Regions from separate parts of the Homo sapiens genome. Here region 1 is linked to region 2. Evidence: chromatin loops called from intact Hi-C (ENCODE). Cell type or tissue: CD4-positive, alpha-beta T cell. All regions are shown on one strand. Links, peaks and the distances in the headings refer to the core of each region. The heading gives the core; the rest is flanking DNA.

Region 1 (15,590 bases), core at 3,499-11,498, 900 kb before region 2:
AGTGCTATAAATTTCCCTCTACACACTGCTTTAAATGTGTCCGAGAGATTCTGGTATGTTGTGTCTCTGTTCTCATTGGTTTCAAAGAATATCTTTATTTCTGCCTTCATTTTGTTATTTACCCAGTAGTCATTCAGGAGCAGGTTGTCCAGTTTCCATGTAGTTGTGTGGTTTTGAGTGAGTTTCTTAATCCTGAGTTCTAATTTGATTGCACTGTCATCTGAGAGACAGTCTGTTGTGATTTCTGTTCTTTTACATTTGCTGAGGAGTGCTTTACTTCCAACTATATGGTCAATTTTGGAATAAGTGCGATGTGGTGCTGAGAAGAATGTATATTCTGTTGATTTGGGGTGGAGAGTTCTGTAGGTGTCTATTAGGTCCACTTGTTGCAGAGCTGAGTTCAAGTCCTGTATATCCTTGTTAACCTTCTCTCTCGTTGATCTGTCTAATATTGACAGTGGGGTGTTAAAGTCTCCCATTATTATTGTGTGGGAGTCTAAGTCTCTTTGTAGGTCTCTAAGGAATTGCTTTATGAATCTGGGTGCTCCTGTATTGGGTGTATATACATTTAGGATAGTTAGCTCTTCTTGTTGAATTGATCCTTTTACCGTTATGTAATGGCCTTGTCTCTTGATCTTTATTGGTTTAAAGTCTGTTTTATCAGAGACTAGGATTGCAACCCCTGCTTTTTTTTTTTGTTTGTTTTCCATTTGCTTGGTAGATCTTCCTCCATCCCTTTATTTTGAGGCTATATGTGCCTCTGCACGTGTGATGGGTCTCCTGAATATAGCACACTGATGGTCTTGACTCTTTATTCAATTTGCCAGTCTGTGTCTTTTAATTGGGGCATTTAGCCCATTTACATTTAAGGTTAATATTGTTATGTGTGAATTTGGTCCTGTCATTATAATGTTAGCTGGTTATTTTTCCCATTAGTTGATGCAGTTTCTTCCTAGCATCGATGGTCTTTACAATTTGGCATGTTTTTGCAGTGGCTGGTACTGGTTGTTCCTTTCCATGTTTAGTGCTTCCTTCAGGAGCTCTTGTAAGGCAGGCCTGGTGGGGAGAAAATCTCTCAGCATTTGCTTCTCTGTAAAGGATTTTATTTCTTCACTTTTGAAGCTTAGTTTGGCTGGATATGAAATTCCGGGTTGAAAATTCTTTTCTATAAGAATGTTGAATATTGGCCCCCACTCTCTTCTGGCTTGTAGAGTTTCTGCCGAGAGATCCGCTGTTAGTCTGATGGGCTTCCCTTTGTGGGTAACCCGACCTTCTCTGGCTGACCTTAACATTTTTTCCTTCATTTCAACCTTGGTGAATCTGACAATTATGTGTTTTGGGGTTGCTCTTCTCGAGGAGTATCTTTGTGGTGTTTTCTGTATTTCCTGAATTTAAAGGTTGACCTGCCTTGCTAGGTTGGGGAAGTTCTCCTGGATAATATCTTGACGACTGTTTTCCAACTTGGTTCCATTCTCGCTGTCACTTTCAGGTACACCAATCAAACATAGATTTGGTCTTTTCACATAGTCCCATATTTCTTGGAGGCTTTGTTCATTTCTTTTTATTCTTTTTTCTCTAAACTTCTCACTTCATTTCATTAATTTGATCTTCAGTCACTGATACCCTTTCTTCCACTTGATCAAATTGGCTACTGAAGCTTGTGCATTCGTCACGTAGTTCTCGTGCATGGTTTTCAGCTCCATCAGGTCATTTAAGATCTTCTCTACACTGTTTATTCTAGTTAGCCATTCGTCTAATCTTTTTTCAAGGGTTTTAGCTTCCTTGCGATGGGTTCAAACATCCTCCTTTAGCTCGGAGAAGTTTGTCATTATTGACCTTCTGAAGCCTACTTCTGCCAACTAGTCAAAGTCATTCTCCATCCAGCTTTGTTCCGTTGCTGGCGAGGAGCTGTGATCCTTTGGAGGAGAAGAAGTGCTCTGGTTTTTAGAATTTTCAGCTTTTCTGCTCTGGTTTCTCCCCATCTTTGTGGTTTTATTTACCTTTGGTCTTTGATGATGGTGACCTACAGATGGAGTTTTGGTGTGGATGTCCTTTTTGTTGATGTTGATGCTATTCCTTTCTGTTTGTTAGTTTTCCTTCTAACAGTCAGGTCCCTCAGCTGCAGGTCTGTTGGAGTTTGCTGGAGGTCCACTCCAGATCCTGTTTGCCTGGGTATCACCAGTGGAGGCTGCAGAACAGCAAATATTGCAGAACAGCAAATATTGCTGCCTGATCCTTCCTCTGGAAGCTTCGTCTCAGAGGGCACCTGGCTGTGTGAGGTGTCAGTCGGTCCCTACTGGGAGGTGTCTCCCAGTTAGGCTACAGGAGGGTCAGGAACCCACTTGAGGAGGCAGTATGTCCGTTCTCAGAGCTCAAACTTCATGCTGGGAGAACCACTGCTCTCTTCAGAGCTGTCAGACAGGGACGTTTAAGTCTGCAGAAGTTTCTGCTGCCTTTTGTTCAGCTATGCCCTGACCCTGGAGGTGGAGTCTACAGAGGCAGACAGGCCTCGTTGAGCTGCAGTGGGCTCCACCCAGTTCGAGCTTCCTAGACACTTTGTTTACCTACTGAAGCCTCAGGAATGGCGGACGCCCCTCCTCCAGCCAGGCTGCTGCCTCGCAGTTTAATCTCGGACTGCTGCGCTAGCAGTGAGCAAGGCTCTGTGGGTGTGGGACCTGCCAAGCCAGGTGCGGGGTATAATCTCTTGGTGTGCCATTTGCTAAGACTGTTGGAAAAGCGCAGTATTAGGGCGGGAGTGTCCCGATTTTCCAGGTACCATCTGTCATGGCTTCCCTTGGCTAGGAAAGGGAAATCCCCCGACTGCTTGCACTTCCTGGGTGAGGCGATGCCCCACCCTGCTTCGGTTCACCCTCCGTAGGCTGCACCCACTGTCCAGCCAGTCCCAAGGAGATGACAGGTAGCTCAGTTGGAAATGCAGAAATCTACCTGTCTTCTGCGTCGATCACGCTGGGAGCTGCAGACCGGAGCTGTTCCTATTCAGCCATCTTGGAATGGACCCCCCAATTCTTTTTATATTATCTCCATATGTGGCCATCTAATTCCTGCCACAACACCTCCACTATTGGACAACTCATTACTTTTTCAGACTGATCATTTTATTTTTAGAAGACTTGAAATTATTGCAACTATTTTTTCAACATGTTGAGTCAAAAATCTTCCTCCCTATAACTTTTATCCATTGGTCTTAATTTTGCCCTCTCAGGTAATAAAAAATAAGATAGCATCTGAGAGCACTTCAAGTATTTGATTATAGTTATCATTTTTCTTTTTTGGGTTTCTATATTCCTAATGCCTTATTGATTTCTTCTGAATACTATTTTGTTTTTCAATATTCTTCTGAAATAGGACCTCAAAAACAACACAATACTGTATTTTAAATATGATTTGGCCACTAGTGCTCTTAATCCGCACCCCTTACCTCACCCTCTGCTTGATAATACTTGGTATTACCTACTTGTTCAAAGGTCAGTTAAGATTAGTTGCCTAAAGGTAGGAGCTAGAATTGTAGACTGGAAGAAATTTCAAGTGTCTTATAATATATAGAACCAGTATTTTGTTTTCATTAGGACTGATATTTATCTTTAGGGATTCAGTTTCTGTGATGTCCCTTGAAAGCGGCATTTTGGTGAGGAATTGAAGAACAACTGATCATTGTTTTAGTCTTACCATATAATAACTTTTTATTGATCTGTCCCTATTCAGTTTGCTACTGTTTTCTAGCATGGTTTATTCCAGCTTTTTGTTTCTCACTGAATCTTTTACTATCTTATTTCTATTTTTATTCTCTCTTTACAGTGCTAGTTTTCCAGCTTTTTAAAACCATGGAAATAATTACTTTTTGTAGTAAAGCTTTAAGTAATGTGAAATAGCCTGCTAAATTCTTGTAATCTACCATTGAAAAAACTAGTATTTCAGTCAGACACTTTTGCCTGCAAGAACTCAGGCTAACCCAAACAAGGGGAAAGTTTATTTGAAGAATACACATGGGTTAATAAGGGAAGAATCAGAATCTCACACAAATCCAAACTCCTTTGAGGAATGCAACTGGAGAGTTTTTCTGGATGTGAGTTTTTCTGGATGTGAGCTCCAGTGACCCCAAGAGCATGAGATATTTGATCTTCACACTAATATTTAATCAGTAGCTTGATTGATTCAGTTCTTCTCATAGGGTGACCAACCTTCCCTATTGGTCTAAGATCGAGGGGTTTCCAGGACATGGGACTTTTCAGTGCTAAAACTGAGACAGTTCTAGGTAAACTAGTATAGTTGGTCACCTTGTTTCTACATGTATGCTTCCCTCTTATTTTCTCATTTCTCTACCATTAACTGGTATTGTCATCTCCTCATCACAGCTTCATAACTTTGGTATACTTGAGGACCCGTTAGCCTCTTTTTTCCAGTTTAGGACCTTTTATGTTCAAGTCCTCTCTCTAACTTTTCTCTGGATATTTCCTAGTTTATTATCTGAGGTAAGGAATATTTATTGGCCCAGCTTGCCTTTTTGCATTAGGTCTACATTACTGGCCATCTTATAGATTGATAGCAATTGTGACAAAAGAAAGATAATGCAACTCGCTGCATTGCACTGGGATTCATGGGCTATAAAAAGTGGCTCATGTGAGTTCAACTTTTAATGTATGGTATTTTCTGGCCACTGAAAAGTCTAACACATTTAAAAATCAGTATGATATCATTTGCAAATAAACTACATTATACTTGAATAGAATTCAACTTTGATTAGATTTTTATGGCCTTAACAATACACTTTACATTGGTATTAGTCCTCCATGATAATAAAGTAGGTAAAATTCTATAAATATTAGATCTCATCTATACTCTTTTCCCATGACCTACATAGTATTACTAATTGTTTTGTTTATACAGTTACATGTAAATTCTATCTTATTCTTGATTGGCTAAAAAATTACACAAACAAGTTAAAAAGAACTGAAGAAAATATGAACAGTGTCCTAGTTAGATATCTATATTTCTCAAATTTTATCCTTCATATTTGCTTGATGCTTTAAATTTTACTATCTAATCATAGTTTGCTTTAGATTTTAAGATTTAAATCTCAAAATTTATATATTACAATTTTCGTTTTGTTACAAAGAAGTGCTTTTGCTAATTGTTAAAGTTATGTTTCTGTGTGCAAAATAGACATTTTTTTTGGTGTGCAGAAGACATTGCATCAAGGCCTATTTTTATTTGACATATTACTACACAACCCTTGCTCCAGTCAGCTAAGGCTAGGGAGGAAGTTGCCTAAGGCCGCCCCTTTAATAGGGCTTGTAGGCCTGGCAGTATTCCTTAGAAGGCACTGTGATTGGTTGTCTGGTATACCTGGGATATAGTCTCTAGGGGTCAGTGCAAGCAAAGTTTTGTTGGCAATGGTTTGTTAGTTAGGAAAACTAACAAACAGAAAGGAATAGCATCGACATCAACAAAAAGGACATCCACACCAAAACCCCATCTGTAGGTCACCATCATCAAAGACCAAAGGTAGATAAAACCACAAAGATGTGGAGAAACCAGAGCAGAAAAGCTGAAAATTCTAAAAACCAGGGCATCTCTTCTCCAAAGGGTCACAGCTCCTCGCCAGCAACAGAACAAAGCTGGATGGAGAATGACTTTGATGAGTTGACAGAAGTAGGCTTCAGAAGGTCGGTAATAACAAACTGCTCCAAGCTAAAATTTAGGCCCATGTTCTGTAGGATATTCCTGAGGTCTGATATATGTACATATGTATTTATATATGCAATATGAGAACCAAAAATGCATTTATATGTTTATGTTGTTCATGAGAGGAAGCTTTTTGAGGGATATTGTCTGGGATTTTTTTTCTCATTTTTTACACTGAGTTTTATTGAAAGTATATATGTACATAGTTTGAACAAGTAAAGTAAATAGTTGCATGCATTGTTATTAAAAAAGATAAGTACTTTGCACATTTCCTCATCTTCCTCAGAAGCAACTATTTGCATTCTTTTAGTTTTGTCTTTTGGTGTTAATATTCATATTTCTGAGCAACATGCTAGTAATACTCCTTCTTAATTAAAAAAAATTTAGGCATTTTTTATTGATTTACCACTAGGAAGGATGAGGATTTATTCCTCTTTCTCTCCCCTGCCACCACTACACATGCACTCTTTCCACTCCCGTCCTCTCTTTATAGTTATATTGTAATTTTGCTTAGATCTATATTAAACATTTATGTTGTTATGACTATATAAACATTAGTCACAGCTGATCTATGAGTAAACTATGATTATGTTTCCGTCTATGTATGGCTTTTTGTTTTATCTGGAGTTATATTGATTTTTCATTTGCTAGGTTTTCTATTTATCTAATTATTTATCTAATTATGAGTAATTCATCTTCATCAGGGAATCTAAGCCTTAGAGATTTAATCGTAGTCTGTTAATAACAGTTAACTACAAAAGAATCAATAGTGTGCCTAAGGTTCTAGATAGAAAAGACTTTTGGTCAAATTTTATGTTTTGAGTATTTACACACATACAACACATGCACATATGCATATGTACATTTAAACATATATGTAAGTATACATACAAATGTATATATATACCACAGACATTCACACAATTACATATATATGTAATGACCAACATCATCTTGCAGAGAAATGTGCTTATCTACTTGTTTATTTGAATTATTGCATAATTTAATTTATAATATCCCCCTGGGTTCTATGTTTTTGTTAAATTGCTTGTTAACATTAACTTTAGTCTTTGTATTAGTTTCTGGTGGCTGCTGTAACACATTACCTCAAAGTTAATAACTTAAAAAATTACAGAAATTTATTATCTCTCAGTTCTGGAGGCCAGAAGTCCAGAATCCACTTCACTAAACCAAAACGAAGGTGTCCTCAGGGCTGTGCTCCATCCTCAGGTTCTAGGGGAAAGTTTGTTTCTTGACATTTCCAGCTTTTGGTGTCTGCTGGCATTCCTTTTCTTGTGGCTGCATCACATCAATTTCTGCATGCCATTTTCACATCACCTCCTTTTCTGTATGTTGAATCTTCCTCTACCTCTCTCGTAAGGACACTTTTGATGGCATTTAGGACCCGTATGGATAATCCAGGATTATCTTCTCAATGTCCTTAAGATCTCAAGATCCTTAACTTAATCACATTTGCAAAGGCCCTTTTTTCTTATAAAGTAATATTTACAGGTTCTAGGGATTAACACCTGGTATCTTTGGGTGGCCATTATTCACCCAATGACAGTCCTCAAAGCATGTCATTGAAAAAGCCTTTCCAAGATTGAGGCTTGGTGAAGGGTTATGGTAACTACAGAGAAACAGAAGAAAAATAATGTATATTCTAGCTTTTGGAGCAGTTGAAATATCCTGCTTAAGGGCCTATAATCAATGTGACTCTAATAGAGGTTTGGACTTGATGGGAAATGAAAATTCTGAATCCCTATTTCAAATTTGTTACAATGGGGATTTTTGAATCCTTGGTCACATGGTGCAGGGTAATAACACCTACCTTAAGTGTCAATGAATAAAAGGAGGCATAGTCATGGGGCTATTTTTTTTTTTTTATAATTTCAACTACACATATCTCTTTTTGCATTGTGAACAGCTCTATCTTGATTCCCTTTGGCCACTCCGCAGCTGACCAAATCTAGAAGTCTTCCGCTTGGCAAAACAAAGAGTAGTATGTTTCAATCTGATTTCTCTGGACAGAGTTATAGACCTCTGAAAACAAGCTTAAATAGAGGTGATGTGCTGTAAAAAAATCTGGGCTGGTAGAGTAGAGTGTTTTCATCCTTAGGTAATTATTAATAAAGCCATAAAATTTATTTTATTTTTTTTTAAGACAGAGTCTTGCTCTGTCGTCCAGGTTAGGGTGCGGTGGCGCAATCTTGGCTCACTGCAGCCTTGAACTCCAGGCTCAAGCAATCCTTCCACCTCTCCTACCTCAGCCTCTTGAGTAACAGACTACAGGCGTGTGCCACTACAGCAAATTTTTTTTGTATTTTCTGTAGAGAAGTCATAACCATCATTTCTCTTCAAGGGATAATTGATATTATTAAACTTCCAATGAGTGGATTAGTAGCGATCTTGGCTTTGCCATAATTTTACTGACTAGTACAGGATATACTTTTCCTCCACGTGATACAGTGCTTATCTTTATTTTTCAATTTTAATTTTAATTTATTTATTTTTTTAAGATGGAGTCTCTGTTGCCCAGGCTGGAGTGCAGTGGCGCTATCTCGTCTCACTGCAGCCTCTGCCTCCTGGGTTCAAGCAGTTCTCCCGCCTCAGCCTCCTGAGTAGCTGGGATTACAGGTGTGCACCACCATGCCCGGCTAATTTTTTTATTTTTAGTAGAGATGGGGTTTCACCACATTGGTCAGGCTAGTCTCGGTCTCGAACTCCTGACCTCAGGTGATCCGCCTGCCTTGGCCTCCCAAAGTGCTGGGATTACAGGTGTGAGCCACCACGGCTGGCCTACAGTGCTTATCTTAAAAATGATATATGTTTTATTTGTTTCCCTAATGAGATATTCTTTGCAAATTTGTGAGATATAAAATAGGCTGTGCTTCTCTGAAAAAGAAATCAAAATAGCCGCATACTGAAATTTCTGGAGATAAGGAATGAACACGAAATCAACATTTAATATTAGTAGTCATTTATTAGGTGTTACTTAAAGTAGTTGAAACAAATTGGTTCTTTTGAAATGTTTGAATTTGTGTTCTAAGTTAATTTAGGAAGGCTTCTTGGAGGAAGAGGAAGGGAGATTCAAGAAAAGACTTTAAGTAGCTATGGTCTTCAAATGTTGAGGGTGGTGAAAGGAGTCATGTAAATTGGGGATAAAAGGGCTTTAAGGAAACTAGGAATAGAGTCCTAGCAAGCAGTGATGAAAGCAATTAAGCATATATGGAGCACTTGAAGAAATAACTCCTTATTGACAAAGGTGGATAGAAGGTAAGGAATGTGTCTGGTCAGTGATCTCCAAGTGTATTAATTCAGACTTTAGGTTTTCATATTTTTGTGTACATGCTTTATATAAAGTATACATTATTTCTTAAAAAACAGTTTGAGTAACCGCCCTTAAACCAAGTTACAAAGTACAATCTCTAGAATAATGACAATAATGTTGTACCACACTATCAGCACATCAAAGTCTCCTTTGCAAGTAATCCTGTTGTCTTAGATCTGGCATTTTTTAATAATAGGGACCTGTTTTCCTGTTGGAACACTTAGTGCATTTGGAATTAAAACTTATCCTGCTTTTGTTTGCTTTCTTCCCCCTTTCCCTGGCAGCTTAGTGAAACTATGAAACAGGCACGTCACCGGCTAGCATCCTTTAAAACCGTGATTAAAAAAAAGGGATCAGTGTTTCCAGATGATGGAAGGAAAAGCTTTCTTACCAGAGAGGTAAATTAATTTCTAATACATGATTTAAAAAAATACAGGTAAAAAATACAGATAAAGATTTACTTATATCTCAGCATAATTTAGAACTGTAAAATAATTGGAAATAGCCTTAAATACCCAATAGTAGGGGATGCTTGAGTAAATTGTGACATATCCATATGCAGCCATTCTAAAAAATATTTTCAAAGAATATCTGAAGATAAGGGAAAGTGTCTGTGATATAAAGTTAAGAAAAAAGTTGGATATGAAATTAAGTATGATATGATCTTAATTAAAATATATGTATATGTATTCAACAAATACTTATGGAATGTCTGTGATTGCCAGCATTGTTCTAGAAACAGGACTTATAGTGGTGAAAAGACAGACAAAGATCCCTCAAGGAGCTTCTGTGCTAGTTGGGAAGCATATAATAAACAAGCAAATAAATATAGAATATAATTTCAAGTGATAAGTGCTATGAAGAGAAATACAGCAAAATAAAAAGATGGAAAGAGTTCCATGTGCATAGACAAAAGCCTAGGTACAAATGGCACAAGAGGCTAATACTGATTATTTCTGGGTAGTAGTATTACAGGTGATTTTCTTCTGTTTTTTATTTTTAAAAATTGTCATAAAGTATGTCACTTTCTAATCAGGAAAAAATTGAAACTATTAATTTTTAAAAAGAAAAATTCTTTTGATTCAAAACTTAAGTGAGTGTGGAGCTAGGCTTAGGAGGATATGTAAGTCTATACTTATAAAATGACATTGTTTTGGTGCCTACCTCAGAATTCACAAATTTGGATCCTAAATTTATGTGTTTTCCTGTGTGTACTTAATTTTGGCATTAATGTTTTATAGGCAGCATCTAGTAAAATAGACCATTAATTTATTTTTTAATAAATTATGTTTTTTTGCCAATAAATATGTTATTTTTTTGCCATCATCAACTGCCTCATTTAGTTCTTTCCCAGTTTTACTTCCTAATTAGTATACTCTTATATTTTCCTGGAATATGCATATAATATATATAATATATAAATATATAGATATATAATTTTGTATTTTTTTCCATATCTTGACCCAACCATTAAAAATGTTTGTCTCATATATGTTGGCAATTGGTTGAATACTAAACTGTAATGTTTTTCTCTTTAATTACAACTAAGAAATTTATAGTTAAATTTAAAAAACAAGTGGGCGTGGATATGTGTCCATGTATGGCAACACATCCCACGTGCGTTTATATGGTTGTCTTTTTCTAGCATTGCCTTGTGGCTCCTCAGAGTTTCTTTTGTACCTAAATTATTTTCAGATGTTGGTTTCTTGACAGTTTTCATACCTATCGTGGTTTGGTAGTACTATAGTTTGGGCCATTAGACTGACTCCAGGGTACTGTTAGATGAGGTGATTAGACACTTTCTACTAAATCAGAAAAAAAAACACAGTTATCAGATCTTAGAGATGGATATTTATATTGCTTGGAACATGCTCAGACCTTTCAACTGGTGTTTTTCCAGAAAGTGTACTATTCACAGTTCTGATTGAAATAATTATCCAATAGACGGGAGGATTAAGTCTGAGATAACATCTTTGTATAAACCAGTTTTTTACGTCAGAGGTGCCATTTAAGTGTAATTCATTATTGTTATGGTGATAATGATGAATTCAGGCTACCTACTTGCTTCCAAAGAAAGCATATATGTTTTTCAGGTAAAAATATGAAAAACAAATCTACTCAATACAATTGGGAATGATCTAAGAAATTGGTGAAATTTTTCTTATTACTTGTATCAAGCTTTCCCTCAAATCTCAACAATTTTCTACCTTCTTAGTTGTGTGAAGTGGGAATTTGCAAATCAGAAAGAACAATCTATGATTGAGTTGAACCCTGGTTTTATTTCATTATTAGTCTTTAGTGACATTAGAATCTGTCTGGTTGTTATTGATCCGGATTTGGAGATACAAGTGGAACACATACTTGCTTGTACTCTGGCAGGTTGCCAAGACTAAAATCATGAGTCTTCTGAAATTGTTACTGGCTAGAATAGGTGCAAGTTGTCATTTATAAAGTTAATATATTCTCCTGTTTTATTCCATATGGTTTTATATGTGAGCGCTTTGTTTGTACATATGAAGTAGAACTCATGTTTTTTCCCTTTACTGTGTATTAGACTACCAAAACCTACTAAGATAATTTTAGATCTTTCACAGAAACTCAACTTAGTCTCATGAATATGTTGCTTCCTCTAGACCTATTTATATTTGTAGTAATTTTTTTTCCAGGAAGTGCTTTCCAGGAAACCAGCATCCACTGGGATAAATACAGGAATAAGAGGAGAGTTGCCCATTAAGGTCCATCAAGGTCTTTTAGCTGCTGTACCTTACCAGAATTATATGGAAAATCAGGTAGGGAAATATAAAAAGTAGAGGGGAAAGACATTGGCTTATTAGAAGTATCCACAGCTAACTAAGGATGGGATAAAGGGTTAAGATATCCAGTATTTTTTTTAACGGACTTTATTGAGATATAATTCATATACCATACAATTCACCCATTTAAAGTGTACAATTCATTGGTTTTTAGTACTCACAGTTTGCACAGGGTTGTGCAACTGTTACCACAATCTAATTTAGAGCATTTTATTTTTAATTTTTTAATTAATTTTTTAAAATAACTTTTATTTTAGGTTCAAGGATACATGTGTAGATTTGTCATATGGGTAAATTGCATGTTACAGGGGTTTGGTGTACAGATTACTTCGTCACGTGACTTTACCTAATAGGTAGTTTTCCCATCCTCACCCTCCTTTCACCCTCCACCCTCAAGTAGGCCCTGGTGTCTGTTGTTTCCTTCTTTGTGTTCATATGTACTGAATGTTTAGCTCCCGCTTGTAAGTTAGAACATGTGGTATTTGGTGTTCTGTTCATGAATTAGTTTGCAGTTTGCTTAGGATAATGGCCTCTAGTTTCATACATGTTGATGCAAAGGACATGATCTCATTCATTTTTATGGCTGCATAGTATTCCATGGTGTATGTGTACCACATTTTCTTTATCCAGTCTGCTGTTGATGGGCATTTAGGTTGATTCTGTGTCTTTGCTATTGTTAATAGTGCTGTGATGAAAATATGTGTGCATGTATCTTTAAGGCAGAGCAATTTATATTCCTCTGGGTATATACCAGATAATGGGATTGCTGGGTTGAATGGTAATTCTGTTTTAAGTTCTTTGAAAAATCACCAAACTGCTTTCCACAATGGCCGAACTAATTTACATTCCCCTTAGTGGTGTATAAGCATTCCTTTTTGTCCACAGCCGTGTCAGCATCTGTAATCTTTTGGCTTTTTCTGACTGGTGTGAGATGGTATCTTGTGGTTTTGATTTGCATTTCTCTAATGAGTGGTCCTTGGCCATGTGTATGTCTTCTTTTGAAGTGTCTGTTAATATCCTTTGCCCTCTTTTATGGAGTTTTTTGCTTGTAAATTTGTTTAATTCCTTGTATTCTGGATATCAGACCTTTCTTTGATGCATATTTTTTCCCATTCTGTAGGTTGTGTGTTTACTCTGTTGATGGTTGCTTTTGCTGTGCAGAAGCTCTTCAGTTTGATTAGATCCCATTTGTCATTTTTTTTTTTGTTGCAGTTGCTTTTGGCATCTTCATCATGAAATCTTTGCCTGTTTCTATGTCCAGATTGATATTTCCTATGTTATCTTCTAGTGTTTTTTATGCTTTTAGGTTTTACATTTAAGTCTTTAATTCATCTTGAGTTGATTTTTATATATGGCATAAGGAATGAGTCCAGTTTCAATCTTCTGCATATAGCTAGCCAAATATATCCCAGTACCACTGAATTGGGAGTCCTTTCCCCATTGCTTGTTTTTGTCAGTTTTGCTGATGATCAGATTGTTGTAGGTGTGCAGCATTATTTCTGGGCTCTCTATCTGTTCCATTGGTCCATGTATCTGTTTTTGTACTGATACCATGTTTTGGTTACTGTAGCCTTGTAGTGTAGTTTGAAGTAGGGTAATGTGATTCCTCCAGCTTTGCTCTTTTTCTTAGAATTGCCTTGGCTATTCAGGCTCTTTTTTGTTTTCATATGAATTTTCAAATAGTTTCTATGAAGAATGTCATTGGTAGTTTGATAGGAATAGCATTGAATCTGTACACTGCCTTGGGCAGTATGGCCATTTTAACTATATTGATTCTTTTTATCCATGAGCATGAAATGTTTTTCCATTTGTTTGTGTCATCTCTGATTTCTTTGAGCATTGTTTTTTAATTCTTATTGTAGAGGCCTTTCACCTCCTTAGTTAGCTGTATTCCTAGGTATTTTATTCTTTTGTGGCTATTGTGAATAGGATTGCATACTTGATTTGGCTCTTAGCTTGGGTATTGTTGGTGTATAGGAATGCTACTGATTTTGTATCCTGAAACTTTGCTGAAGTTGTTTATCAGATCATGGAGCTTTGGGCAGAGACTATGGGGATTTCTAGGTATAGAATCATATCTTCTGCAAATAGGGATAGTTTGACTTCCTCTCTTCCTACTTGGATGTCATTTTTTTTCTTTCTCTTGCCTGATTGCTCTGGCTAGCACTTCTAGTACCATGTTGAATAGGAATGATGAGAGAGGACATCTTTGTCTTGTTCTGGTTTTCAAGGGGAATGCTTCCAGTTTTGCCTATTCAGTATGATGTTGGCTCTGGGTTTTTTGTTATAGATGGCTATTTTTATTTTGAAGTATATTCCTTCAAACAAATGCCTCGTTTGTTGAGGGTTTTTAACATGAAAGGATGTTGAATTTTATTGAAAGCCTTTTCTGCATCTCTTGAGATCATCATGTGGTTTTTGTTTTTAGTTCTGTTTATGTGGTGAATCACAATTAATGATTTGTGTATGTTGAACCAACCTTGCATCCCAGGGATAGCTTTATTATGGTGGATTAGCTTTTTGATGCACTGCTGGATTTGGTTTGCTAGTATTTTGTTGAGGATTTTTGCATCTATGTTTATCAAGAATATTGGCCTGAAGTTTTGTTTTTTTGTTGTGTCTCTGCCAGGTTTTGGTATCAGGATGATGCTGGCCTTGTAGAATAAGTTAGGGAGGACTTCCTCCTCCTCAATCTTTTGGAATAGTTTCAGTAGAAATGATACCAGTTCTTCTTTATAACATCTGGTAGAATTCAGCTATGAATTTGTCTGGTCCTAGGCTTTTTCTGGTTGATAGGCTTTTTATTACTAATTCATTTTAAGAACGTGTTATTGGTCTATTCAGGGATTCAGTGTTTTCCTGGTTCAATCTTGGGAGGTTGTATGTTTCCAGATATTTATCCATTTCTTCCAGATTTTCTAGCTTGTGTGCATAGAGGTGTTCATCATAGTCTCCAAGGGTTTTTTTGTGTTTCTGTGAGGCCAGTGGTAATGTCCCCTTTGTCATTTCTGATTGTGTTTATTTGGATATTCTCTCTTTTTAATTAATCTAGCTAGTGCTCTGTCTTATTAATTCTTTCAAAAGACCAGTTCCTGGATTAATTGATTTCTTGTGTGTTTTCTGTTTCTCAGTTTTTATCAGTTCAGCCCTGATTTTGGTTAGTTCATGTCTTCTGCTAGCTTTGGGGCTGGTTTGTTCTTGTTTCTCTAGTTCTTCTAGTTTGATGTTAGGTTGTTAATTTGAGACCTTTCTAACTTTTTGATGTGGGTGTTTAAAACTATAAACTTCCCTCTTAACACTGCTTTGGCTGTGTCCCACAGATTCTGGTATGTTGTATCTTTTTTCTCATTAGTTTCAAATAATTTCTTGATTTCTGCCTTAATTTCATTATTTACCTGGAAGCCATTCAGGAGCAGGTTGTTTAATTTCCATGTAAATGTATGGTTTTGAGTGATTTTCTTAGCACTGATTTCTATTTTTATTGCATTGTGATCCGAAAGCATGGTTGGTTTGATTTTTGTTTTTTTGTGTTTTTTTGAATTTGCTGAGGATTGTTTTATGGCTGATTGTGTGGTTGATTTTAGAGTGTGTGCCATGTGCAGATGAGAAGAATGTATATTCTGTTAACTTTGGGGTGGAGAGTTTTGTAGATATCTATAAGGTCCATTTAGTCAAGTGTTGAGCTCAGATCCTGAATATCTTTGTCAGTTTTCTGCCTTATGATCTCTTTTTCTTTTGGAGAT
Region 2 (15,590 bases), core at 4,563-12,562:
CCTACAAAGAGACTTAGACTCCCACACAATAATAATGGGAGACTTTAACATTCCACTGTCAACATTAGACAGATCACGAGACAGAAAGTTAACAAGGATATCCAGGAATTGAACTCAGCTCTGCACCAAGCAGACCTAATAGACATCTATAGAACTCTCCATCCCAAACCAACAGAATATACATTCTTCTCAGCACCTCATCGCACTTATTCCAAAGTTGACCATATAGTTGGAAGTAAAGCACTCCTCATCAAATGTAAAAGAACAGAAATTATAACAAACTGTCTCTCAGACCACATTGCAATCAAACTAGAACTCAGGATTAAGAAATTCACTCAAAACTGCTCAATTACATGGAAACTGAACAACCTTCTTCTGAATGACTACTGGGTACTTAATGAAATAAAGGCAGAAATGAAGATGTTCTTTGAAATGAATGAGAACAAAGACACAACATACCAGAATCTCTGGGACATATTTAAAGCAGTGTGTAGAGGGAATTTTATATCACTAAATGCCCACAAGAGAAAGCAGGAAAGATCTAAAATTGACACCCTAACATCACAATTAAAAAAACTAGAGAAGCAAGAGCTTCAAAAGCTAACAGAAGGCAAGAAATAACTAAGATCAGAGCAGAACTGCAGGAGAGAGAGACATAAAAAACCCTTCAAAAAAATCAATGAATCCAGGAGCTGGTTTTTTGAAAAGATCAACAAAATTCATAGACCACTAGCAAGACTAATAAAGAAGGAAATAGAGAAGAATCAAATAAAAAATGATAAAGGGGATATCACCACCAATCCCACAGAAATACAAACTACCATCAGAGAACACTATAAACACCCTACACAAATAAACTAGAAAATCTAGAAGAAATGGATAAATTCCTGGACATATACACCCTCCCAAGACTAAACCTGGAAGAAGTTGAATCCCTGAATAGACCAATAACAGGCTCTGAAATTGAGGCAATAATTAATAGCCTACCAACCAGAAAAAGTCCAGGACCAGACAGATTCACAGCCAAATTCTACCAGAGGTACAAAGAGGAGCTGGTACCATTCTTTCTGAAACCATTCCAATCAATAGAAAAAGAGGGAATCCTCCCTAACTCATTTTATGAGGCCAGCATCATCCTGATACCAAAGCCTGGCAGAGACACAACAAAAAAAGGAATTTTAGACCAATATCCCTGATGAACATCGATGCAAAAATCCTCAAAATACTGGCAAACCGAATCCAGCAGCACATCAAAAAGCTTATCCACCATGATCAAGTTGGCTTCATCCCTGGGATGCAAGGCTGGTTCAACATATGCAAATCAATAAATGTAATCCAGCATATAAACAGCACCAAAGACAAAAACCACATGATTATCTCAATAGAGGCAGAAAAGGCCTTCAACAAAATTCATCAGCCTTTCATGCTAAAAACTCTCAATAAACTAGGTATTGATGGGGCATATCTCAAAATAATAAGAGCTATTTATGACAAACCCACAGCCAATATCATACTGAACGGGTAAAAACTGGAAGCATACCCTTTGAAAACTGGCACAAGACATGGATGCCCTCTCTTACCACTCCTATTCAACATAGTGTTGGAAGTTCTGGCCAGGGCAATCAGGCAGGAGAAAGAAATAAAAGGTATTCAATTAGGAAAAGAGGAAGTCAAATTGTCCCTGTTTGCAGATGACATGATTGTATATTTAGAAAACCCCATCATCTCAGCCCAAAATCTCCATAAGCTGATAAGCAACTTCAGCAAAGTCTCAGATACAAAATCAATGTGCAAAAATCACAAGCATTCCTATACACCAATAACAGACAAACAGAGAGCCAAATCATGAGTGAACTCCCATTCACAATTGCTTCAAATAGAATAAAATACCTAGGAATCCAACTGACAAGGGATGTGAAGGACCTCTTCAAGGAGAACTACAAACCACTCCTCGACAAAATAAAAGAGGACACAAACAAATGGAAGAACATTCCATGCTCATGGGTAGGAAGAATCAATACCATGAAAATGGCCATACTGCCCAAGGTAATTTATAGATTCAATGCCATCCTTATCAAGCTACCAATGACTTTCTTCACAGAATTGGAAAAAACTACTTTAAAGTTCATATGGAACCAAAAAAGAGCCTGCATTGCCAAGACAATCCTAAGCCAAAAGAACAAAGCTGGAGGCATCACGCTACCTGACTTCAAACTATACTACAAGGCTACAGTAACCAAAACAGCATGGTACTTGTACCAAAGCAGAGATATAGACCAATGGAATAGAACAGAGCCCTCAGAAATAATACCACACATCTACAACCATCTGATCTTTGACAAACCTGACAAAAACAAGAAATGGGGGCTCCCTCTCCCTCTCCCTCTCCCTCTCCCCACGGTCTCCCTCTCATGCGGAGCCGAAGCTGGACTGTGCTGCTGCCATCTCGGCTCACTGCAGCCTCCCTGCCTGATTCTCCTGCCTCAGTCTGCCGAATGCCTGCGATTGCAGGCACGCGCCGCCACGCCTGACTGGTTTTGGTGGAGACGGGGTTTCGCTGTGTTGGCCGGGCCGGTCTCCAGCCCCTAACCGCGAGTGATCCGCCAACCTCGGCCTCCCGAGGTGCCGGGATTGCAGACGGAGTCTCGTTCACTCAGTGCTCAATGGTGCCCAGGCTGGAGTGCAGTGGCGTGATCTCGGCTCACTACAACCTACACCTCCCAGCCGCCTGCCTTGGCCTCCCAAAGTGCTGAGATTGCAGCCTCTGCCCGGCCGCCACCCCGTCTGGGAAGTGAGGAGAGTCTCTGCCTGGCCGCCCATTGTCTGGGATGTGAGGAGCCCCTCTGCCTGGCTGCCCAGTCTGGAAAGTGAGGAGCGTCTCCGCCCGGCCGCCATCCCATCTAGGAAGTGAGGAGCGCCTCTTCCCAGCCGCCATCACATCTAGGAAGTGAGGAGCGTCTCTGTCCGCCCGCCCATCGTCTGAGATGTGGGGAGCGCCTCTGCCCCGCCGCCCCATCTGGGATGTGAGGAGCGCCTCTGCCCGGCCGCGACCCCGTCTGGGAGGTGAGGAGCGTCTCGCCCGGCCGCCCCGTCTGAGAATTGAGGAGACCCTCTGCCTGGCAACCACTCCGTCTGAGAAATGAGGAGACCCTCCGCCCGGCAGCTGCCCCGTCTGAGAAGTGAGGAGCCTCTCCGCCCGGCAGCCACCCCATCTGGGAAGTGAGGAGCGTCTCCGCCCGGCAGCCACCCCGTCCGGGAGGGAGGTGGGGAGGGGTCAGCCCCCCGCCCGGCCAGCCGCCCCATCCGGGAGGGAGGTGGGGGGTCAGCCCCCCCGCCCGGCCAGCCGTGCCGTCCGGGAGGGAGGTGGGGGGTCAGCCCCCCCGCCCGGCCAGCCATGCCGTCCGGGAGGGAGGTGGGGGGGTCAGCCCCCGCCCGGCCAGCCGCCCCGTCCGGGAGGTGAGGGGCGCCTCTGCCCGGCCGCCCCTACTGGGAAGTGAGGAGCCCCTCAGCCCGGCCAGCCGCCCTGTCCGGGAGGGAGGTGGGGGGGTCAGCCCTCCGCCCGCCCGCCAGCCGCCCCGTCCGGGAGGGAGGTGGGGGGGTCAGCCCCCCGCCCGGCCAGCCGCCCCGTCCGGGAGGGAGGTGGGGGGGTCGGCCCCCCGCCCGGCCAGCCGCCCCGTCCGGGAGGGAGGTGGGGGGGTCGGCCCCCCGCCCGGCCAGCCGCCCCGTCCGGGAGGGAGGTGGGGGTGTCGGCCCCCCGCCCGGCCAGCCGCCCCGTCCGGGAGGGAGGTGGGGGTGTCGGCCCCCCGCCCGGCCAGCCGCCCCGTCCGGGAGGGAGGTGGGGGGGTCGGCCCCCCGCCCGGCCAGCCGCCCCGTCCGGGAGGGAGGTGGGGGGGGTCAGCCCCCCTGCCCGGCCAGCCGCCCTGTCCGGGAGGTGAGGGGCGCCTCTGCCCGGCCGCCCCTACTGGGAAGTGAGGAGCCCCTCTGCCCGGCCAGCCGCCCCGTCCGGGAGGGAGGTGGGGGGGTCAGCCCCCCGCCCGGCCAGCCGCCCCGTCCGGGAGGGAGGTGGGGGGGGTCAGCCCCCCCGCCCGGCCAGCCGCCCCGTCCGGGAAGTGAGGGGCGCCTCTGCCCGGCCGCCCCTACTGGGAAGTGAGGAGCCCCTCTGCCCGGCCAGCCGCCCCTTCCGGGAGGGAGGTGGGGGGGGGTCAGCCCCCCTGCCCGGCCAGCCGCCCCGTCCGGGAGGTGAGGGGCGCCTCTGCCCGGCCGCCCCTACTGGGAAGTGAGGAGCCCCTCTGCCCGGCCACCACCCCGTCTGGGAGGTGTGCCCAACAGCTCATTGAGAATGGGCCAGGATGACAATGGCGGCTTTGTGGAATAGAAAGGCGGGAAAGGTGGGGAAAAGATTGAGAAATCGGATGGTTGCCGTGTCTGTGTAGAAAGAAGTAGACATGGGAGACTTTTCATTTTGTTCTGCACTAAGAAAAATTCCTCTGCCTTGGGATCCTGTTGATCTGTGACCTTACCCCCAACCCTGTGCTCTCTGAAACATGTGCTGTGTCCACTCAGGGTTAAATGGATTGAGGGCGGTGCAAGATGTGCTTTGTTAAACAGATGCTTGAAGGCAGCATGCTCGTTGAGGTTGAGAGTCATCACCAATCCCTAATCTCAAGTAATCAGGGACGCAAACACTGCGGAAGGCCGCAGGGTCCTCTGCCTAGGAAAACCAGAGACCTTTGTTCACTTGTTTATCTGCTGACCTTCCCTCCACTATTGTCCCATGACCCTGCCAAATCCCCCTCTGTGAGAAACACCCAAGAATTATCAATAAAAAAATAAATTAAAAAAAAAAAAAAAAAAGAAATGGGGAAAGGATTCCCTATTTAATAAATGGTGCCGGGAAAACTAGCTAGCCATATGTAGAAAGCTGAAATTGGATCCCTTCCTTACACCTTATACAAAAACCCTAGAAGAAAACCTAGGCAATACCATTCAGGACATAGGCATAGGCAAGGACTTCATGACTAAAACACCAAAAGCAATGGCAACAAAAGCCAAAATTGACAAATGGGATCTAACTAAACTAAAGAGCTTCTGCACAGCAAAAGAAATTACCACCAGAGTGAACAGGCAACCTACAGAATAGGAGAAAAATTTTGCAATCTACTCATCTGACAAAGGACTAATATCTAGAGTCTACAAAGAACTTACACAAATTTACAAGAAAAAATCAAACAACCCCATCAACAAGTGGGTGAAGGACATGAACAGACACTTCTCAAAAGAAGACATTTATGAAGCCAACAGACACATAAAAAATGCTCATCATCACTGGCTATCAGAGAAATGCAAATCAAAACCACAATGAGATACCATCTCACACCAGTTAGAATGGCGATCATTAAAAAGTCAGGAAACAACAGGTGCTGGAGAGGATGTGCAGAAATAGGAACACTTTTACACTGTTGGTGAGACTGTAAACTAGTTCAACCATTGTGGAAGACAGTGTGGTGATTCCTCAAGGATCTAGACCTAGAAATACCATTTGACCCAGCCATTACTGGGTATATACCCAAAGGATTATAAATCATGCTGCTATAAAGACACATGCACACATGTGTTTATTGCAGCACTATTCACAATAGCAAAGACTTGGAACCAACCCAAATGTCCATCAGTGACGGACTGGATTAAGAAAATGTGGCACATATACACCATGGAATACTATGCAGCCATAAAAAAGGATGAGTTCATGTCCTTTGTAGGGATATGGATGAAGCTGGAAACCATCATTCTGAGCAAACTATCGCAAGGACAGGAAATCAAACGCCATATGTTCTCACTCATAGGTGGGAATTTAGCAATAAGAACACTTGGACACCGGATGGGGAACATCACACACCCAGGCCTGTCGTGGGGTAGAGGGAGGGGGGAGGGAGAGCATTAGGGGATATACCTAATGTAAATGACGAGTTAATGGCTGCAGCACACCAATATGGCACATGTATACATATGTAACAAACCTGCACGTTGTGCACATGTACCCTAGAACTTAAAGTATAATTTAAAAAAAGAATTATTCACCATGATTAAGTAGGATTTATCCCAGAGAAGCAAGGATGAGTCAACATACACAAACCAATTAATGTAATACACCACATCAACAGAATGAAAGATAAAAATCCTATGATCATCTCAATAAATGCAGAAAAACCATTCGACAAGATTTAACACCATTTCATCACAAAAACTCTCAACACATTAGACGTAGAGGGAATGGACCACAACACAATAAAGCCATATGTGACAAATCTGGAGCTACCATCATTCTCAATGGTGAAAAGTTTTAAGCTTTTCCTCCATGATTGGGTCAAAACAAGGATGCCTACTCTCACCATTTCTTTTCAACATGGTACTGGAATTTCTAGCAAAAGAAATTAGGCAAGAGAAAGAAGTAAAAGGCATCCTAATTTCTTTAAAAAAAAAAAAGGAAGAAGTGAAATTGTCTCTATTTGCTGATGACATAATTTTATATACGGGAAACTGTACAGATTCTACAAAAAATTCTACAGTTTGTAGAAACTGTACAGATTCTACAAAAGAACTAATACATGAATTCAACAAAGTTGCAAGATACAAAATCAACATACAAAAATCAGTAGCATTCCTATGTACTAAAAATGAACTATCTAAAAGAGAAATTAATGGAAAATAATCCTATTTAAAATAGCAACAAAAAAATTAAATATGTAGGTGTAAGTTTTTTTTTTTTTTTTTTTTTTTTTTAAGACGGAGTCTCGCTCTGTCGCCCAGGCTGGAGTGCAGTGGCGGGATCTCGGCTCACTGCAAGCTCCGCCTCCCGGGTTCACGCCATTCTCCTGCCTCAGCCTCCCAAGTAGCTGGGACTACAGGCGCCCGCCACTACGCCCGGCTAATTTTTTGTATTTTTAGTAGAGACAGGGTTTCACCGTTTTAGCCGGGATGGTCTCGATCTCCTGACCTCGTGATCCGTCCGCCTCGGCCTCCCAAAGTGCTGGGAATACAGGCGTGAGCCACCACGCCCGGCCATGTAGGTGTAAGTTTAACCAAGGCAGTAAAAAATCTATATACTGGAAACTATAAAACACTGATGAAAGAAATTAAAGAAAACAAAAAAAGGAAATCTATCCCATATTCAGGGATTAGAAGTGTATTGTAGGCTGGGCATGGTGGCTCACACCTGTAATCCCAGCACTTTGGGAGGCCAAGGCGGGCAGATCAGAAGGTCAGGAGTTCGAGAACAGCCTGGCCAATAGGTGAAACCCCATCTCTACTAAAAATACAAAAATTAGCCAGGCGTGGTGGCAGGTGCCTGTAATCCCAGCTACTTGGGAGGCTGAAGTCTCCAAGGAACGCTAAGTTTCCTCCTTGTCGTGACAGACATGAAGTGAACTTAGTTTCGGGAGATGGAGGCTGGATGGCCCTCAGGGGCTGACCCATAGGGTGTCGAACTTTAGGATATAGCAGAGAGAGAGCTTGACATGGCTTGTTATCCCAGGCTGTGGAATCCTGGAAAAGAGCTACCATACAGCCCATGTCTGGTCGACTGGAGGACCATCCTAGTGGAAATGGGACAATCTGGGCCTCTGGCCTGCCGTGGGCACAAGCATAACAATTCCTTCTGTTTAAAGTGTGGACAGAATGCTTGATCCATTCTAACCAGGCATTAGCATCTTTATATCCTGTCTCAATTGCCAAAGTTCGTTTATTAGTTTTCTTACATACCAAGCAACTATCTGTAACTTGTTTGGCCAGGGTACAAATTCCTATACACCCATAACCTCTGAGAACTGCATCACACAAGGCCTGGGGTCCCCAGTGGGTCCCTTGATGTAGTTGGGATAAGATTTCCTTCATCATTTCTCTCTGGTCTGGCAATATCCATTTTGTGTCTGAATTCTCTTTAGTGCCTATTTATTAGTTTTTATTTTTCAGTGGAAGAGAAAATGGGGATTACGGTAGGAGGAGGAAGGTAGGGAGTTAAGTGGAAAATAGGCGCTTTAGAGGAGACAGCAGCCTGTTTGGCATGTGATCTGCTAGGTTATTTCTTTGACTTTCAAACGAAAGGCCTTTCTGGTGTCCGGGAACATGGACAATAGCTATGTCTTCCAGCAACTGAAAGTTATTCAATACTTGGGTGATTAGCTCCTTGTGAACAAGGTCTTGACCTTCACTATTAATGAGACCTCATTCAGTCCAAATTTTTCCAAATGTATGAGCCACTCCAAAGGCATACTTAGAATCGGTATAGATGGTTCATTCCTGGTTCTGTAAGTACTTTAAGGCTTGGCTGAGTGCAAACAGCTCATATGTTTGAGCAGACCACTTATTAGGCAATTTTCCTGACTCTATTTCTACAAGAATTTCTCCATCAATTACTGAATGCCCACTGTGTCTTTTTCCCTCAATCACCCAGGAGGAACCATCTATAAACAAGTGTCATCCTGTCCTGAAGGGAGTTTCTCCTAGGTCTGGTCAGACTTTTGTATGGTAATCAATTAAATCTAAACTCTTTAGATTTGGATCCCCTGTTAGGAAACCTGCTAGGTTAAGTGAATTATCAGTGGTTAATGTTAAATCATCTTTTTCTAACAGAATGGCCTTATACATTAAGATTCTTGAGTCAGTAAGCCATCTCCCTGCCTTCTGGTTTAAAGCAGTTCTAACTTGGTGAGGCGTACTGTCAATTTTCCTCCAAAGGTTAACTTTCTACTTTCTTCAACTAATACTGCTGTAGCAGCAATGGACTGGATGCATTGAGGCCATCCACAAGTAACCAGATCTAAGACTTTTGGCAGAAAGGCCATGGGCTGCCGACAGCCTCTGTGTTCTCGAGTAATCACTCCTAATGCTACTCCATTGTTCACATTGACAAAAGGTGGAATGGCTTCTCTAGGGAAGGTAAGGCTAAAACAGGGGTGGTTATGAGTCTTTTTTCAGCTCTTCGACCTGATCAACTTCCTCAGGAGTCCACAGGAGATGGTCAGGCTTCTCCTGGGCAAGTTTTTGATATAACAGTTTACTGTATAGTGCATATGTGTCAATGCGTAAGCAGCAGTATCCAATTAACCCTAAAAATTTCCTGTGTTTTTGTTTAGTTTGAGGCAAGGGTAGGGGCACGATTCACTCAATTCATTCAGGCCCTATTCTTCACTTGCTTGCACTTATTAAGTGGCCTAAATATTTAACGTCAGGCTCTACATACTGAAGCTTTCCTTTTGAGACTCATAGCCCCTTGAACTGCAGATGGTTAAGAATATGTGTAGAGAAGTCAGTTACCTTCTTTAGATCTTCGCCAGATATAAGAATATCATCCATGTACTAGAGCAAGCATATTTGCTTTGGGATGACCACTTTTTCTAACACTTGTTCTAAAATTTGGCCAAAAAGATTAGGGGAGTCTGTCTTGGGGCAAGACTGTCCATCGAGGAGATGGACAAACAGAGGAGTGAGCAGCCCCTGAATCAACTAAAAAGGTGACAAGCTCATGTTTAGGTCCCACCTCCAAATTTATCAAGGGCTCCTGGTGGGACTCAAGATAAAAGAGACAGAGCCCCTGACTCCCCTATTCTTCCTCAAAAGTCACGAGTGGAAGGGCTTCTTTCTCCTTTCTTAGTTCGGGACATTCTCTCTTGAAGTGACCTGTTCTTCTGCATTGGTAGCACCTATCTTACACTTCCTCCCTCTCAGTTCTGGGATTCTTTGACCTTGCTCCCCCACACCCTTTAGGGGGCCTGATAAACCCCTTGGTCTTAGTCCTCCAGATGGAGGCTGGGTCCTTTAAAGGAGGGTTTGGACCTTTTATAGTTTCTGGCTCCCTGGAAGTTCTGTTTAAAAGTACATGGGTTTGGAGCCATCTGTTGGAAGGTGGATAACATAAGTTTTGTCTTTTGTTTCTGCTTTTCTTCGTCTCTCCTCACATATATCTTTTGAACTTCCCTGAGAAGTTCCCTTAGGGGCCGGTCTACCCAATTTTCTATCTTTTGTAATTTTTTTGAAATGTCTGACCAACTTTTAATGACAAATTGGAGTTTTAACATTCCTTGCCCAAGGGGATCATTCAAATTGAAGCCTGCATATTGTCTCATTTGCTCCTTCAGTCTGTCTAGGAATCTCATAGGCCCTTTATCCTTTTCCTATTGTATATCAAATGCTTTAGAAAGATTTTGGGTTCAGGGTACTGATTCCCGAATTCCTTTTATTATCATCTCTGTTAGGTCCTGCGTGTTTTCCCGGTGATCTGCATTGTTATTGTCCCACCAGGTGTCTCGGGCAGGGAATTTCTGTTCCACGGTAGGAACGTTTTGACCAGGAGGATGCTCATGTTCCCAAACTACCATAGCAGCCCTATGAATCCTACTCCTTTCTTCCCCTGAAAAGAGGATGCCCAAGATGGACATTAACTTGACCCAAGTATATAACTGAGGTCTTAAGAATTGATCAATTTGATCTGACACTCCATAAGGGTCATCTAATGGTGGCTTAAGCTCCTTTTTTAAATTCTGGACTTCTGAACTGGTTAAGGGAGCATTTATAAAGCCAATGGCTCCCCCTCCTTTTGGTACCTCTTTTAAGGGAAAGAGAGTCAAGGCTGACTCCTTAGGTGTGGAGGGAAATGGGAAATTCTGATTATCTTTTTTACAATGTTCTACTTCACACTGGAGTCCTTTTAGAGAGGGGTATTTAGGTTGGGAGAGAATAGGCTCTTGGGACGGTAATTCCCAAGAGTCAGGGTTATAAGAAGGAGGGATAACGTGAACAGAAGAAGGATTTGGAATGGAATCTGAGGCGGCAGCAGCTGTCTGAGGGGAAAGATTGGGGACACTGAGCAGGCATAGATGGTCTAGGGGGTCCCATGAGCTGGAGTCTTTAGGCATGGGAACTGGCTCCTCTGACTTTTCATTTTGAGGTGCAAGATTGGGCTCTTCCCTAGTTGTTTTTAAGGAAAAAAGGACAGGTCCCTGCCTCCAACAAAGACCTGTTCTTCTTGAGAAACTGGACTTTTATCATTAACATATTGAATTAGAAGCTAGCACATTACATTCTCATTCCACCCAAACTTTGGCCAGAAGATTGAGGGTTTGAGGATAGGGCCCTGAGTCCAAATAAAACAATAATATTTTATGGCCGGGCACGGTGGCTCACGCCTGTAATCCCAGCACTTTGGGAGGCCGAGGCGGGCGGATCACGAGGTCAGGAGATCGAGACCATCCCGGCTAAAACGGTGAAACCCCGTCTCTACTAAAAATACAAAAAAATTAGCCGGGCGTAGTGGCGGGCGCCTGTAGTCCCAGCTACTTGGGAGGCTGAGGCAGGAGAATGGCGTGAACCCGGGAGGCGGAGCTTGCAGTGAGCCGAGATCCCGCCACTGCACTCCAGCCTGGGCGACAGAGCGAGACTCCGTCTCAAAAAAAAAAAAAAAAAATAATAATAATAATAATATTTTATCATTTGTTGTTTCTTCTTGTGTTTAGTCCCTTCATTATCCTTCCAGTATTTTAACATGAGATCTAGGGGGCTATCAAGGGGAATATCCTTATTACCATCTTTATCCTTCTTGCTCCTTGTCTTGCTTGGGGTATTTCCCACATTGGGTCCTGGTTAGGCTCAATCTCTCGTATTAGAGATGTCTCACCTAGCCTTCTCTGGAGGCTTGCTGGGGCTATTAGACTCAATCGCTCATATTAGAGATGTCTCGCCTTTCCTTTAGCCCCACCTGCTGGAGGCTCCTTGCATTCACGCACACTTTCAACCCCCAGAATATCCCCACCACCAAGGAAGTATTTTGTTGTCCCTGCGACATTTCTTACCTTGGTCTGTGCACAGAGTTACCTGGTCGCAGTTGTATCTGAGGATCCTTTCCCCCAAGTCGCCAGCTGGTTTCTTTCTGCATTGCTGAGAGTCTGGGTTTATTCATCACACTAGGTGGGTCTTGATTCCTTACCCCTGAGGCCACTGTAACAAGGCAGCGGGCATGCCTCCTCACGGGAGAGATCTAGACCCTCCCCAGAAGAGAATGGGAATCCTGGATGAGCCCTCAAATTTGTATTTGTATTTCAGTGCTGCAAAAGAAACAGCACTCGAGCATAAATTTTCTCAGCAAGGCAATTTACTTCTGTAGAAGGGTGCATCTCACAGATGGAGCAATGGCAAGAGCACACCTGAACAAAGAAGGAGAAGGGGGTCTTATCCCTGATGCAGGTAGCCCCTACTGCTGTGTCATTCCCCTGTTGGCAAGGGTTGAACCACACAGTCTAAGCTAATTCTGCCTGGCTATTTTAAAGAGAGCAGGGTTATGAACCAGAGTGGTGGGGTGAGCAGTTTTGGTGGGAAGGATGGTTACAGAACAGGTGACTAAAGGTGACTCAGGTCAAAGCAGGTGACCAGAGGTGACTCAGGACAGAGCAGGTGACCAGGAGTGACTCAGGGCAGAGCAGGTGAGCAGGGGAACAGATGTGAACTACTGATTAGAACTGGTGTAAAAGGTTGTTTACTGAAACTAGAGGCAAGGAGATGAGGAGAATGAGGAAGTTAAACTTTAAAATGGAGAACAAAGAACTGAACATACTGACATACTGATCCTTTGAAGAGAAATTTAGAATTCACTGTATTTAACATCAGCAAACCAAATTCAACAACACATTGAAAAGATAATACACCACAATCAAGTGACTTTTATACCAGAAATGCATGAATGCTTCAACATTTGCAAATCAACAAATAAGATACATCACATAAACAGAATTAAGAACAAAAATCATATGATCATCTAATAGATGCTAAAAAAGCATTTGATAAAATTAAGCATCCCTTTATCATAAAAACCCTCACCAAACTAGGCATCAAAGGAACATAAATCAAAATAATAAGAGTCACATATAATAAACTCATAGCCAACATCATACCAAATGGGAAAAAGTTGAAAGCATTCCCTCCAAGAACTGGAACAAGACAAAGTTGCCTACTTTCACCACTCTTATTCAACATGGTACTGGAAGTCCTCACCAAAGCAATCAGACAAGAGAAAAATATAAAAGACATCCAAATTAAAAAAGAGGAAGTCAAATTATCCCTGTTCACTGACGATATAATCTTATATTTGGAAAACCCTAAAGACTCCACCAAAAATCGCTTAGATTTGATAAATGAATTCAGTTAAAGTTTAAAGATACAAAATTAATGTACAGATATCAGTGCCATTTCTATACACCAGTAATGTTCTAGTCAAAGATATCAGTCAAAATAATATTAATAATTTTTTAAAGTAAAACCTTCTGCTCTAAAAAACATACTGTTAAGTATAAGAAAGGACAAACTATAGACTGAGAGAAAATATTTCCCAAAAAGGACTGAATATATTTCCTGACTATGTAATAAATTATATATTTATATATTTATATTTAATTTATAAAACTATTTTTATATAATGAATTATATATTTCTTGAATGTATAATGAATTCTCATAACCTAATAACAATAAGACAAACACCACAAAAAAATTTATTTAAAGGGAATAATATAGGCGTTAAGAAATTATTTAGGCAGATAGTGAGGGTACAGGAGTCCTTGGTAAGGTTTTTCTTTTAATAGAAAGCAGCCCCCAAATCATTTCTTTTCTAACAGAAAGTAGCCTGAAAAATCAAGCTGCAAGCATAGATAAGCAAGCTGGAAACTTGCACAGGTGAATCCCGGCAGCTGTGCCAAAAGCCAGGTATATACAACAAATAGGTTTTCTTCTCCCTTCTCCTTGTCGCCATGTGTGTGGGTGTCATGGCACCGGCCAGGTGGAAACCACATCTGCCTAATAAAAGAAAGATTAGGGTGGGATGGCCAGCCTCTTTGTGGACTATGTAAATGGCACACTTGGTCCAACTAAATCCCTAGGCCCTATGTAAATCAGATACTGCCTCCTCAAGCCCTCTATAAAACCAGCCGCTTCCCACCGCAACCCGGGAGATCCCTTCGGAACCCCCTCCCTCTGCACAGGGGAGCTTTCCTCTTGTTTCTTTCACCTATTAAACTTTCTGCTCTTAAACCCATTCCCTGTGTGCCCACATCTTTGTTCTCCTTAGCGCGAGACAACGAACCTCAGTTATTTCCCCAGACAGACAACACCACTTCATTGTGGGGACTCGCCCAGGATCAGAATCAGAACAGAAGGTATATTCATCAGAGGGGTGAGTACAGGCGCAGAACTTAACTTTCAACTCTGTCCTTTCATTTGGAGGCTCTCGGCCTCCATCTTAAGTTCAAACAATGGGCATCCTATAGCCACCTAAATGCTAATAGGGCGGCCGCCATGCGGGAAGTCTCAGATGTTAGGCTTGCTTGGGAGAACATGGAGAACTTCTCAATACTCACGGATCATTGGGAATGTTGGCCATGCTTCTCGAACCAGTTTTCTCTCACGGAGGACCTAGCCGTCGCGTGGGGCTAGAAAAGGTCCTGAAGCAACTGAAGATTTCTCGCCAGGACTACACCCTGGTGTTATCTGAAGGCTTCTGGACTGACCCCACCTCCAACTGCCCGGCTGGGTGTCCGCAACAGGATCTACAGCTGTCCTATCGCAAAATTTCCTCATTTCCTATCCGCAAAGGCCATGTCTCCTATCCTCTCTGTGTATGCAGTGTTTGAGAATTTTTACAGTTCAGGAAAATAGTCCTGTTAGGAAAGATTAGCGAATGCCATAGTAACTGAGAATATAGCACAAGGGAATGCTGTTTTCTGTCATTTTCTAGGAGCAAAGAGCCCTTCTCAATAAGCATTTCTCCCTCTACCCTTCCTCTGGGAAGCGCACGGTATTTCTAGGTCAACGTCGCCACCTAGTGGAATAGGAATCCTCTCCATGAGGCACAGCGTTGGTCCATTGCTGTAACACTCTAGCCTCCCAATTCTCCTCCCTTTTTGCACCCCTATACTAGAGACCAGGCTTTATGCCCCTTCTGTGAATGCGAAAACACTGCCTTCAACAATTAGGAGTAAAATGTCCTCCAAAGCCAAATTTTAGTTCTGATACTGTCCCATCAGCAGGAAAACAGCCATTAGGTCCCTACGTTCTTTTAAGGCACACATTCTGCCCCCAGTTAAAACAGTACTTAATTAGTAAGGAGATTTTAAATCCAGAAGTTCACCAGAACCATTCTCTAAGGGTAAACCATTCTCTAAACACCTGAGATTGGGTAATTTAGAAAGAAAAGAGGTTTATTTAGCTCATGGTTCTGCAGGCTTGGAAGTTCAAGGACATGGCCACCCTGGCTTCTGGTGAGGGTGTCATAACATGGCAGACAAGGTCAAAAGAGAAGAGAACAGGTACAAAGAGAGAAAACCTGAAGAGCATCTGGGCTTTATAACAACCCACTCTTATGGGAACTAATCCATTCCTGTGTTGCCAGAGTGAGAATGCAAAGCCATTTCATGAGGGATCCACCCCCAAAACCCAAACACTTCCCACTAGGTCCCACAGCCCAACATCACCACATAGGGGATCAAATTTCAACATGAGTTTTGGTGGAGACAAACAAACCATATCCAAACCATATCCACCTTATACAAAAAT

Evidence for each region. Peaks named below come from ENCODE experiments on the same cell type or tissue, not always from the same donor. Only the 100,000 strongest peaks of a DNase experiment are listed, where the experiment ranks them.
Region 1: it touches region 2 in a loop (9-fold over the local background); 33 of 110 quality-filtered maps call a loop at or near these places.

What each region holds. Positions count from the first base shown.
Region 1 is chr11:124,965,778-124,981,367 of GRCh38, forward strand. CCDC15 (coiled-coil domain containing 15) reads left to right here. Exons shown (of 16, transcript NM_025004.3): 5 at 9,319-9,432; 6 at 11,701-11,823. Among named protein-coding and RNA genes, the nearest start is that of CCDC15, 19 kb to the left of the region's middle. RefSeq lists a silencer at 11,242-11,442. In CD4-positive, alpha-beta T cell, for the core only: no CTCF peak of the experiment used is centred there; no DNase peak of the experiment used is centred there.
Region 2 is chr11:125,859,851-125,875,440 of GRCh38, forward strand. LINC03136 (long intergenic non-protein coding RNA 3136) reads right to left here. Exons shown (of 2, transcript XR_007062935.1): 1 at 14,396-15,590; 2 at 13,506-13,835. Among named protein-coding and RNA genes, the nearest start is that of LINC03136, 15 kb to the right of the region's middle. In CD4-positive, alpha-beta T cell, for the core only: no CTCF peak of the experiment used is centred there; a DNase peak (open chromatin) is centred at 11,741.